Linked DNA regions of Homo sapiens: region 1 is linked to region 2. The links are chromatin contacts, found by Hi-C or POLR2A ChIA-PET in ENCODE. All regions are on one chromosome and are shown on one strand. Each heading gives the region's core, a stretch centred on a gene start or an enhancer-like site at or near the end of the contact. The rest is flanking DNA. Distances are from core to core; before and after follow the strand shown.

Region 1 (5,414 bases), core at 1,093-3,592, 45 kb after region 2:
TGAATAATAAACAACAAATAATCTCAGAGGTATACCAGTGCGCATAAGCACTCTAGGCCCATAGATTCATGACAGGTACTTCATTTAACCCCAAGTCTAGGTAGCATCATTTAACACATGCATCAATTCCAACTCTGTTCATTTCTCAACCTCCTTCAACCTTCAAAACACAGCTGCCCATGCCTTGGTGTTCAGTAAACTAGGGCCTCACTGACTTGGCAAAGAACACAGGTTACAGTCATACTTATCTTTTTTTTTTTTTTTTTTTTGAGATGGTGTCTCACTCTGTCGCCCAGGCTGGAGCGCAGTGGCATGATCTCGGCTCACTGCAAGCTCCACCTCCTGGGTTCACGCCATTCTCCTGCCTCAGCCTCCCAAGTAGCTGGGACTACAGGCACCCGCTACCACACCCAGCTAATTTTTTGTATTTTTAGTAAAGACAGTGTTTCACCATGTTAGCCAGGATGGTCTCGATATCCTGACCTTGTGATCCGCCTGCCTCGGCCTCCCAAAGTGCTGAGATTACAGGCGTGATGGGATTACAGGTGTAAGCCATTGCACCCGGCCACAGTCATACTTATCCTTATTGGTTATTCTTACTGGTTATTCTCAATCACACCCTCTCGACCAGTACTGGCCAACAGAACTCTATGCACAGATGAAAATGTTCTTTATCTGTGCTGTCCAATATCGTAGCCACTAGCCACATGGAGCTTCTGAGTACTTGAAGTGTTGCTAGTACAACCGAGGAACTGAATTTTTTTTTTATTTTAGTTGATTTTCATTTAGACAGTCACATTGGGTAACAGCTATCCTACTGAAAAGAGCAGCTCTATAATCGGTCTCAGGTACCCTCTACCCAGAGAGAGGAAGAAAAATTGGGTACAGATTCTAATTCAATCTGGGAAAGTGGTCCTGGTCTCATCATATAATACAAATCACTCTCCTAAGCCACGACTGCCAGCCAAAGTCAATGTTCACAAAAGATGGTTTCTCTCATTGCTCTCTAACCATGACCAGCTAATTTGTGAGCCACTGCTCACCAGTTTTGGAATCTTCATTAATAGCTGTTTCCTATTTTAGGTTCCTGCCCATCTATCTGCCCCTCTCCTTACATTGATACTTTCCAGTGGTTTTGTTTCTCCCCTCCCCCTTCCTTACTTTTAATTATATTCATTTCCTGTCTATCATAAAATCAACATCCACTAAACTAAGTTTACATAGAAACCTCTTTTATAACACCAAGGCCAACTGCATTTACACATTAACTGCCCTGGAGATGTTCTGTTCAAAGCATCACCAATTTATATATCCAAAGATCTATATGCTATAAATGGATTAAAAAGACAGTATAATTAGTATATGAATTATAATAAGAATATTCAAAAAGGAGATTATATCCAGACTAAAGACATTTTAGTAAAACTCACTAAAATAATCCACACTCTTTTGTGAACCCCTAAGTGACCCCCCCTGTCCAATGTAGTCACTGGCACAGAGCAGGTCCAGAATGAGTCTGAGGTCAAAGCTTGGTCTACAAAGGAAATTAGAAGGAAATTGTAGGAGATAAAACACAGCTTTAGGTTCTGGCATTTGTCCAGCTTTGTTCATTTTAGCCTAATGCTCTAAGAGGTAGAGAAGAGGAAAAAGCAAAGAGAATGCCCAGAGGCAGCTGTTACGTTTATCATCCCACTTGATGCATGTGATGCGTCTCTAGCTGACCCTTCCTGCCTCTCTTACTTTGGATTTCCAAGTAAATTTACCTGTCCTCAAAGTATTACTGCAAAGTGAAAGAGACAATTTGCAAAACATCAAGCAGAAAAGACGGAAAAGCCATGTTCCCAGAAAGTATAATAAAAGTAAACTCAAACACGTTTGTACAAAAAAAAAAAAAAAAGAAAATACAGTTTCGGTAATAAACAGGATGCTTAGATGTCTGGGCAGTGCAAAACACACAATAGTACACAGCCACATCTAAGGTGAGCGTTACTGTACAGATGGGAAAAACAGACATCACCATTTCCCCAGAGGTCACAGAGGGAGTAGCATGTAGCAGAGCCAGGATTAGAATGCAAATTCCTGCTTCCCAGACCCGTGCTCAGACTACTTGGCCATAGCGTCTCCCAGGCGGCAGCTCATTTATCAACTACAAATAATTTCCCCATTACTTTCCTAAACAAGAGCAGCACATCTCAGAGCAGAAGACAAGGCTCTGTCCATTTTAAGAAGAAGAATACACACAATGCAGCAAGTGTTATATAATCAACAGTACGCAGACCAGCGACGGCAAAATCATCAGCAGCACATTCTTTCCCACCATTCTCAGTGATGTAATTGTATATACCCCTGGCTGGGGTTCAGGGCATTACTAACCCAGCCTGAATGCTGTCGAGTTTGTCCAAATCCTGACAGTTAAGTAAACTGCATCTTTAGCCTGGCACCGGGACAGGCAGACTTGAATCCCACCCACACTAACCAATTTATAAACAAAATGTCCTTACAGGTGTTTTTGGCCCACACCTAACGAAGCTACCCATGTGATTCTAGTGTCAGGACCCAGCAGGATTTTACTCATTCATGTTAAAGCCAAAACCCATCATCTACAAAATGTAATGAAGGCCACATTTTTTTCCCATTTTATAGGTCATGTCAAGTGCAAATATCAGTTATTTAAATATCACAAATATCTGTGAAACTCAACCGCTTTTTATAGTAACAAAATCAGACATGAAAATCAGAACCTATTTCTCACTTCAATTTAGAAGATGACATTTTCTTTTCTTTTTTGAGACAGGTTCTCACTCTGTCACCCAGGCTAGAGTGCAGTGGTGCGATCTCTGCTCACTGCAGCCTCCACCTCCCAGGCTCAGGTGATTCTCTGACCTCAGCCTCCTGAATATCTGCGACTATAGGTGCGTGCTAGCCACACCTGGCTAACTTTTGGTATTTCTAATAGAGACAGGGTTTTGCTACGTTGCCCAGGCTGGTCTCAAACTCCTGGACTCAAGCAATCCACCCGCCTCGGCCTCCCAGAGTGCTGGGATTATAGGCATGAGCCACTGCGCCTCGCCAGAAGGTGACATTTTCATTCAGGAGTATTTCCATCATTTTTTCCTTATAAAAGAAAATTAGACTAATACAGAGATTTTCTGAAAAAGACAAACTCTTTCTGTAAAGGACAAGTTAATAAATATTTTAGGCTTTGGGGGAACCATGTGGTCCCGTTACAACCACTCAATTCTGTCACTGTCGCAAGAAAGCAGTCACAAACACGTAAGTGAATGGACATGGTTGTGTTCCTATAAAACTTTATTTACAAAAATAGATAGTGGGCCAGATTTAACTCGCAGGCCATAGTTTGCCAACCTTTAATGTAGAAAATAACTTATTTTTCCCCTTCCTATAGTATCTTCAGCTCATGTTTTATTTTGATGGAGCATTAAGGAAAGAGTGATATGCTAAATCACAAACAATGACGGCTTAAGAGAGCAAGGCTCTAAAGAACGTCATCACGGTACAGACCGTCTTTTCCTGAACTAACCAGTGCACAGAGAAGGTCCACAGCCTCCAACACAAGCTCCTGGTGTCCAATCCGTGTGACCCCCAGCTCCTCCAGGTCCTGATGGGAAATCTGCAGCAGCTGCTCGCCGTTGATCTTCTCTCGTTCAAACTTGTGGACATATTGTTGCAGGCAGTCATCCAACCCTGCCAAAAACAATCAGAAGTCCCATTATTGCCATTTTGTTCCTTTACCCACCCCCTGCAAACTGCCCACATGTCACATCAATCTCAGCAATCAACAATTATGATGCCACTATCTGGTTATCTATGTGAGGCCTATTGCACCTGATGGGCACTTTTGCATGACATGTCAAACAGGTTTTCAAGGGCAGCTTAACATTCTCAAGTGATCCAACAGAATTTTATGATAGTTACCTTCTCATTCCCTGTAAACTAAAGGAATAAACACCAAACCCCTGTTGACTTAAAATGCTAATTATCTAGACCAGACATGCTGTCTGTTTGCTAAGCAACCCTTCTTTTGGGACATCATCCCTCCCATCCCACGTAATCCCAGGGAGCTTGCCAGTCAAGACGCCTTGCCACAGTGGGTGGCACATGGCCAGGTCTCCCGTAGTGCTCTATACACCAGCCAGTCACAGGTTTAGGGATGGACATGTGACTCAAGCAGAACCAATCAGAATCTTCCTTGATATTTGATATATGGACACAAGAACTGAGAAGCTCTTTCTTACTTTCCAATCAGAAGTCAAAAGATAAACCTTGGCAATGCTGGCAGTCATTTTTCTCATCAGTTTTCTGAGAATAAATCCATTTGAGAAAGAGAGAGAGAAAATGCCCCCAATAATATCCTATATGCCCCTGGATCTAACCTTGCTTAATAAAGATACTTCTAGCCCTAGAATATTTCACTTAAGTTTAAATAAGTTTTCTTTTTAGATTAAGCTTGTTTGTGTCGAATCTCTGTCCCTTGCAACTGAAAAAGTTCTTATAAATACAGACTATAAAGGAGACAGGTATCAGCAGTGGTACCACATAGAAAGGCATGGTAAATGGGTTCGCTTACGGGAATTTTTCCAGGTCAAACACTATGGCCAAAAGTGCCGTATTTTAATGCTTGTATATAATGACTAAAACGAGTAAGCCAAATAGAACTTGAGAATTCTTATTCCTGTACAGAGAACTTGTTTTAATAATTTTACTGGAATAACATTTTACCCTGAATCAATTGATCTATTGAAGCCTAATAATAAAAGTCACCTTAGTGTTTTAAAAGACTTAGTGATTTAAAAGTGTTTTAAAAGTTATATAAACTCAATCCTAACACAAAGAGTGAACACTCAATTTAACGGGAAAAGTATGTAGAAAGCATGCTGCTGCCCCTCCCCACCAAACGCGCACACACACACACGCACACACGCATACATGCACACACACGCGCACACTCGTGCACACACGCACACGCACAGATGCACACACACATTTATTTCATTTAATCCTCACAAAACCTGTGTCAGTGGGTATTTCTCTGAGCTAGAAAAGGCCCAGCACTTACTTTTTGTAATACTAAAGTCTATGGATATTATAATCTGATGTGTGAGGCTAAACTACATCTCTGCCCTGCAAATGTTCACCATTTGCCTCCTAATAAGATACAGGAAGAAGAGTAGTTTTCTGATAACCATTTGGGGCTATTAAATATAGGAAGAGGAAGTAATAAAAAAAACTATGGTAACCATTTGGAACCCAACTCATCCTCCCTGAAATGACATCTGTCTAGCCCAGGGGCTAGACATTACGCAGCAAGTGAGGCTGGGGATACTGATATAAACCCAGCTCCGCTCTGACAGCCTTGAGCTACAGGTGGCCTTCGTGGCACGCGAGTCAGGCAG
Region 2 (5,164 bases), core at 2,538-5,037:
GTAACAGGTTGGCTGTGAGCGTGACATGAATGCTCAGGCTGTAAACTGTCTTCCTCAGAGAGCAGTGACTCCAATGGTCAGTGACATGCAGGAGGAAACGCAGGATTAGGACCGACTTTCCTTAGGTGTAGCCTCACGTTTTAATCCCTGAGGTATGTTGTAAATGGGCAGCGCATGAACAGGTGATCAACTCAGAAGACGAGCTTCATAAAGGTTGCCATAGAACTTTAGAATATGCCTATGGATGGCCAAGTCACAACCAGAATTGAGTCCTTAATCACTGACCCCATGTGTATTTCTATGGAAGGGGAGTGCAGTATGTGGCCCAAAGGTTCTGAAAAACTGTGTGTGACAGTCTCCTGGCTGTGTAGCATTTTTTGTTGCTTATAGACAAAATTTCTCTCCTCTATCCAAATCAGTAGGCCATAGGCCATTATTTAAGACAAACTTTTGAGTATAAAAAATTTGTCTTTTACATACACAAATGCACACATATATAGGGTTTGGGACAGACTCCACACCCCTAAAACTAGAGGAAAAACAAGGCCCTCTAGCAGGTCTGAACATGATGTAATCACTTTTTCCTTTACTTATGTAAAAGGTACCCTTTGTCAAATTAGCACACTTCTGGCAATAATTCTGGCCCCAAATAAATAGAAACTTTAAGTTGAAACTTGGCAATTGTGAAATTTCCAAATAATTAAAAGGTAAATTTTACAGTAAAGAGACTAATTTTTTTCTAATTCCATATGCTATAGGCTACAAAATATATATTTAAATTCCCTTAGGTATTACCAAATGTGTGTTGAGGTCCTCAACTGGGGTTGAGGGACCCTAACTAGGGGTTAATACATCATGCAAAATTTTCCACGTATTGGAAGAAACATCAGAAATCAGCTTTTGTGTGCTCCTTAAGCCAGTTTTAAAATAGATTTTAAAATATTCACCTTCCAGCTGATTAGCATGAAAGGTTTGAAAAATATACAAAAGCAGAGTGCTATGGATTGCATGTTTATGTCCTCCCAAAATTCATCTGTTGAAACCCTAATCTCCAAAGCAATGGTATTAGGAGGCGGAGCTAATACCATAAGTGGGCCTTTGGGAAGTGAGTAGGTCCTGAGGGTGGAGCCCTCATGAATATTAGCGCCCTCACAAGAAGGGAAAGGAGAGCTTGCTTGCTTCCTTTCTCTCTCTCTGCCATGTAAGGATGCAATGGGAAGATGATGGCTATCAGCAAACCAGGGTAAGGGTGCTCACCAGGAACTCACCTTGATCTTGGACTTCCCAGCCTCCAGAACGGTGAGAAATTTCTGTCATTTAAGCTACCCAGTGTATGGTATTTTGTTATTGCAGCCTGAGCTGATTAAGACACAGAGTAACTCACAAAATAAATAACATCAAGTATCACTGGCCAAGCCAATGAGCAGTCATACCAAAAGTAGTTTACTTTTAAGATGTCCATCTTCCACAGAATCTCCAAGGAAGTAGCTTGCAGTAGTCTCATCCCCACGGAAATGATGCAGTGATTTTATGCACAAGGGTAGGAGCAAAATGTGAACTAATGGTCTACAAAACTAATCTCATCTACAATAGAAGAAAACAAGTCAGGCCTACTTCTCCATACCATTCATGCCTATGGTGGCAAAAGGCAGCATGAGTCTCATGCTTTGCTGGTGACATTCAAATGTCAGACAGATTTACTTACTCGAGCTCTTTGGCGGATGAAAAGTTTTGTGTCAATACCTCAGGGTTTGCTGCAATACTAACAACCTAAAGAGGAATGTTCATGGTCTTCCAGGGAAAAAATTAAAAAAAGAAAGCCCACAAAATAGATTCTGAAATTTCAGGTTTGGTGGGGAAAGAACTGAGAGAGAAGCAGAGATAGGAAATGGACAAATATATAGACTGAAATACTACTTAAGGAGGATACAGGATTTCTTTTAAAATACTTGTTCTGAAAGAGATGGTACCCTCCCCCACCTCCGCCCAAGAGGCAGTTCTGGAAATGTGAGCATGTTAGGGGTGCCACTGATGGGCGGCCACTACTGAGATTTAACCTGTTGGAGCATGCGTGATACACAAGCCCTGCAGCTTACAGCCCTCACAACAAAGAGCTGACTCATCAACACAACTTTCAATTGCCCCGCCCAATATTCATATAGATGGGAACTCAGTTTACAATAACAAATCTATGATCTCATTTCATTTTATATATAAACACACAGAATTTTCAGCCCAGTTTTAATATGCTTTGGATTTTTCAAGAATGCAATGAGAGAATTCTATAAATGGAAGGAAGCCTATATACTGAGTGATTATGAGCAAGAAAGCCAGAGCCAGGCTGCTTTCATTTTAATCCCAGCTCTGCCATTATTAGCACATAACCAGGATGACTAGCACATAACCTGGGTAACTCCCTCATATGCAAAACGGGACTAACAGCAGTACTCACCTCATAGATTTATTAGAAAGGTATTAGAACAATGCCAGGCACACAGCAAGCACTATATGAGTGAAGCCATTACAGACTAGGTATGCCTAGAACTTTATCTAAAGAATTGGCCACATTTTAGAAAATCATACTGCTGACATCGACCCCTTTCCTGGTATTGAACTGCCAATGCAGCAGGTCTGAATTGGTAACTACCACATTCATGGTGATTTTTCACATATTTATATTTATACACACACATACAAAGTATGTGCCCTGCTTAGTAGTTTAATTACATCTTGTAATATAACCATGCTAGAATATGTACATATGAAAATAATTATTTCATTATAAAATATCTTATCTGTTTCAGTTAGAACGTCACTGATGGGTATGTTTTAGAGGCTAGTTATATTACCTGCTAGTTTCATTTCAGAATAGTAAATGGAGTGATGTTTTTATGAGTGAAGGTAAGCTTCATCATCCATGATTTTCATTTGAAGATTGAAAAGTGATGCTATAAAATATTATAATAGGGGTAGGTGTTGAGTTGTGTCTGGGAGAGTTTTAACAATCACTCTTGTAAAGTATCCTGTCAAGGAGTTCAAGATCAGCCTGGCCAACATGGTGAAACTCCATCTCTACTAAAAATACAAAAATTAGCCAGGTGTGGTGGCGGGCACCTGTAATCCCAGCTACTTGGGAGGCTGAGGCAGGAGAATTGCCTGAACCTGGGAGGCAGAGGCTGCAGTGAGTTGAGATTGTACCACTGCACTCTAGCCTGGGTGACAGAGTGAGAATCTGTCTCAGAAAAAAAAAAAAATTTTTTTTAAAGAAATAAAAATAAAGAATCCTGTCAAAAAGCATCATCAAGCAACTTCATATGTGAACACACGTCCACAATTAAACCTGGATTACTACTGAGGCAAGCAGTTTCCATTAATTTCTAAGAAATCCATATTAAACTATTATTTATGTATGTCCATAGTAGAGGTTTACAAAGGTTTTTTTTTTTTAGCAGCAATATATTTTTCAAACACAATTCAGGAGAAAACCTCAAATAAAAAGAAAGATGAAGCTGTGGAGGGTGACTGCAAGTAGAGGAGCCAGGAACTTCTCTCGCGGGTCCTGGGACTCCAGGGAACAAAGGCTGAAAAGCACCAATCTGGTTGGCCACTGCCTATAATGAAGACTGACTGCCGAATATTCACTTAAAGGATGGCTGTTCAATTCACAAGTGGCATTTTCCCCACAGAAAAAGAGCTCACCAGCCAGCTAAGGCCTCCAGAGTGATTTAACTCATCATCCAGTGGAACTACAGCTCTTAGAGTTCTCCCCACAATCTGGGGAGTAAGAGGAGATGTTGCCACCCACTTCCTGGGCATAAAGCCAGCTCAAGACAAGAGTAAAACAGGCAGGGCTGGCTCGCCCCTCGTACACAGCTCCCTCCTCATCACCAGTGCCCTACACGAGACCTCCCCAGCCCACACCCCACCCTCCTAGTGTGTTGAACACCCTGTGGTCACACACTGCAAGCCTCTTCTCTCCATCTGCCAAACACCCTTGGGTCTCCATGTCTCCATGAAATACCAGATCTTTTTCTTTTTGTTTTTTTTTTGAGACAGAGTCTCCTTCTGTCACCCAGGCTGGAGTGCAGTGGCCTGATCTTGGCTCACTACAACCTCCGCCTCCAGGGTTCAAGTGATTCTCCTGCCTCAGCCTCCCGAGTAGCTGGGACTACAGGTGCCCACCACCATGCGAAGCTGATTTTTAGTAGAGACAGGGTTTCACCATGTTGGCCAGGCTGGTCTTGAACTCCTGACCCCAGGTAATCCACCCACCTTGGCCCCCCAAAGTTCTGGAATTACAGGCATGAGCCACTGCGCCAGGCCGAAATACCAGATCTTCATGGCAGTTGTCTTAGAGGTAGAGAAGAAAACAGCCAGACTGAGCCGGGTGTGGTGGCTCATGCCTGTAATCCCAGCACTTTGGGAGGCTGAGGCCGGCAGATCAGTTGAGGTTGGGAGTTTGAGACCAGCCTGGCCAACGTAGTGAAACCCCGTCTCCACTAAAAATACAAAAATTAGCCAGGCATGGTGGCGGGCACCTATAATCCCAGCTACATGGGAGGCTGAGGCAGGAGAATCGCTTGAACCTGGAAGGTGGAGGTTGCAGTGAGCTGAGATTGCGCCACTGCACTCCAGCCTGGGTGACAGATTGAGACTCCATCTCAAAAACAAACAAACAAACAAAAAAAACCAGCCTGACTGAATTCAGTCACAGTAATTATACATGAGTGGTTGCTAGTTCCTTTAACCACACCAGAAGCATTTTAAAGGGAAGATGTTTCCTAACTCCAGTGATTTTCATGGGCTGAATTCCAGGCAGTTCAGCAAACTCAACAATTCCGGTGGTATGAGAAAGGGCATTTTGGAGTAGGAGATTTCGGCTCTGCCTAGGAAGATACCTCAGAAAATTCCCCTCGTGCAATTTCACTTTGCATATGCTTCTCCTGTTCTTCCATTTCTAATCCATAAAATCCCAAAATGCTTGGGAGGGTTTATTTTGATTTTTTTTAACAATACTGCCCTGCTGGCAACAGCCACGATAGTCACTTGCTCATCTGAAAATGCCTTGCACTTTCTTTTTCACTAGCTTCGTGTATGACGCAAAACAGAAATATTTCAATTACAGGTGACTAAGAGTAAGAAAAATATACAACTATATTTAAAA

Evidence for each region. Hi-C counts contacts between places; a loop is a spot of excess contacts on that map. ChIA-PET counts read pairs that join two places held with the same protein, here RNA polymerase II (POLR2A). Pooled maps may share reads with other maps.
Region 1: a map with no recorded cell type shows a loop between it and region 2 (7-fold over the local background). The contact joins two enhancer-like sites. A Hi-C loop is called at or near these places in 11 of 168 maps with a recorded cell type or tissue (HepG2, IMR-90, PC-3 and 8 more), 1 of 37 single-sample maps with no recorded cell type and 15 of 50 pooled maps. POLR2A ChIA-PET finds 5 or more read pairs at or near these places in 5 of 52 experiments (A549, AG04450, BJ and 2 more).

What each region holds. Positions count from the first base shown.
Region 1 is chr6:154,446,554-154,451,967 of GRCh38, forward strand. CNKSR3 (CNKSR family member 3) reads right to left here. Exons shown (of 13, transcript NM_173515.4): 2 at 3,542-3,705. Among named protein-coding and RNA genes, the nearest start is that of CNKSR3, 61 kb to the right of the region's middle. Within about 2 kb of position 2,343, at least 8 of the 41 ENCODE cell types and tissues checked have a DNase peak (open chromatin) inside an H3K27ac peak, as active enhancers do; they include ascending aorta, where a contact is called at or near this core.
Region 2 is chr6:154,400,169-154,405,332 of GRCh38, forward strand. It overlaps CNKSR3 (CNKSR family member 3), which reads right to left. Exons shown (of 13, transcript NM_173515.4): 13 at 1-5,164. Among named protein-coding and RNA genes, the nearest start is that of IPCEF1, 46 kb to the left of the region's middle. Within about 2 kb of position 3,788, at least 6 of the 41 ENCODE cell types and tissues checked have a DNase peak (open chromatin) inside an H3K27ac peak, as active enhancers do; they include ascending aorta, where a contact is called at or near this core.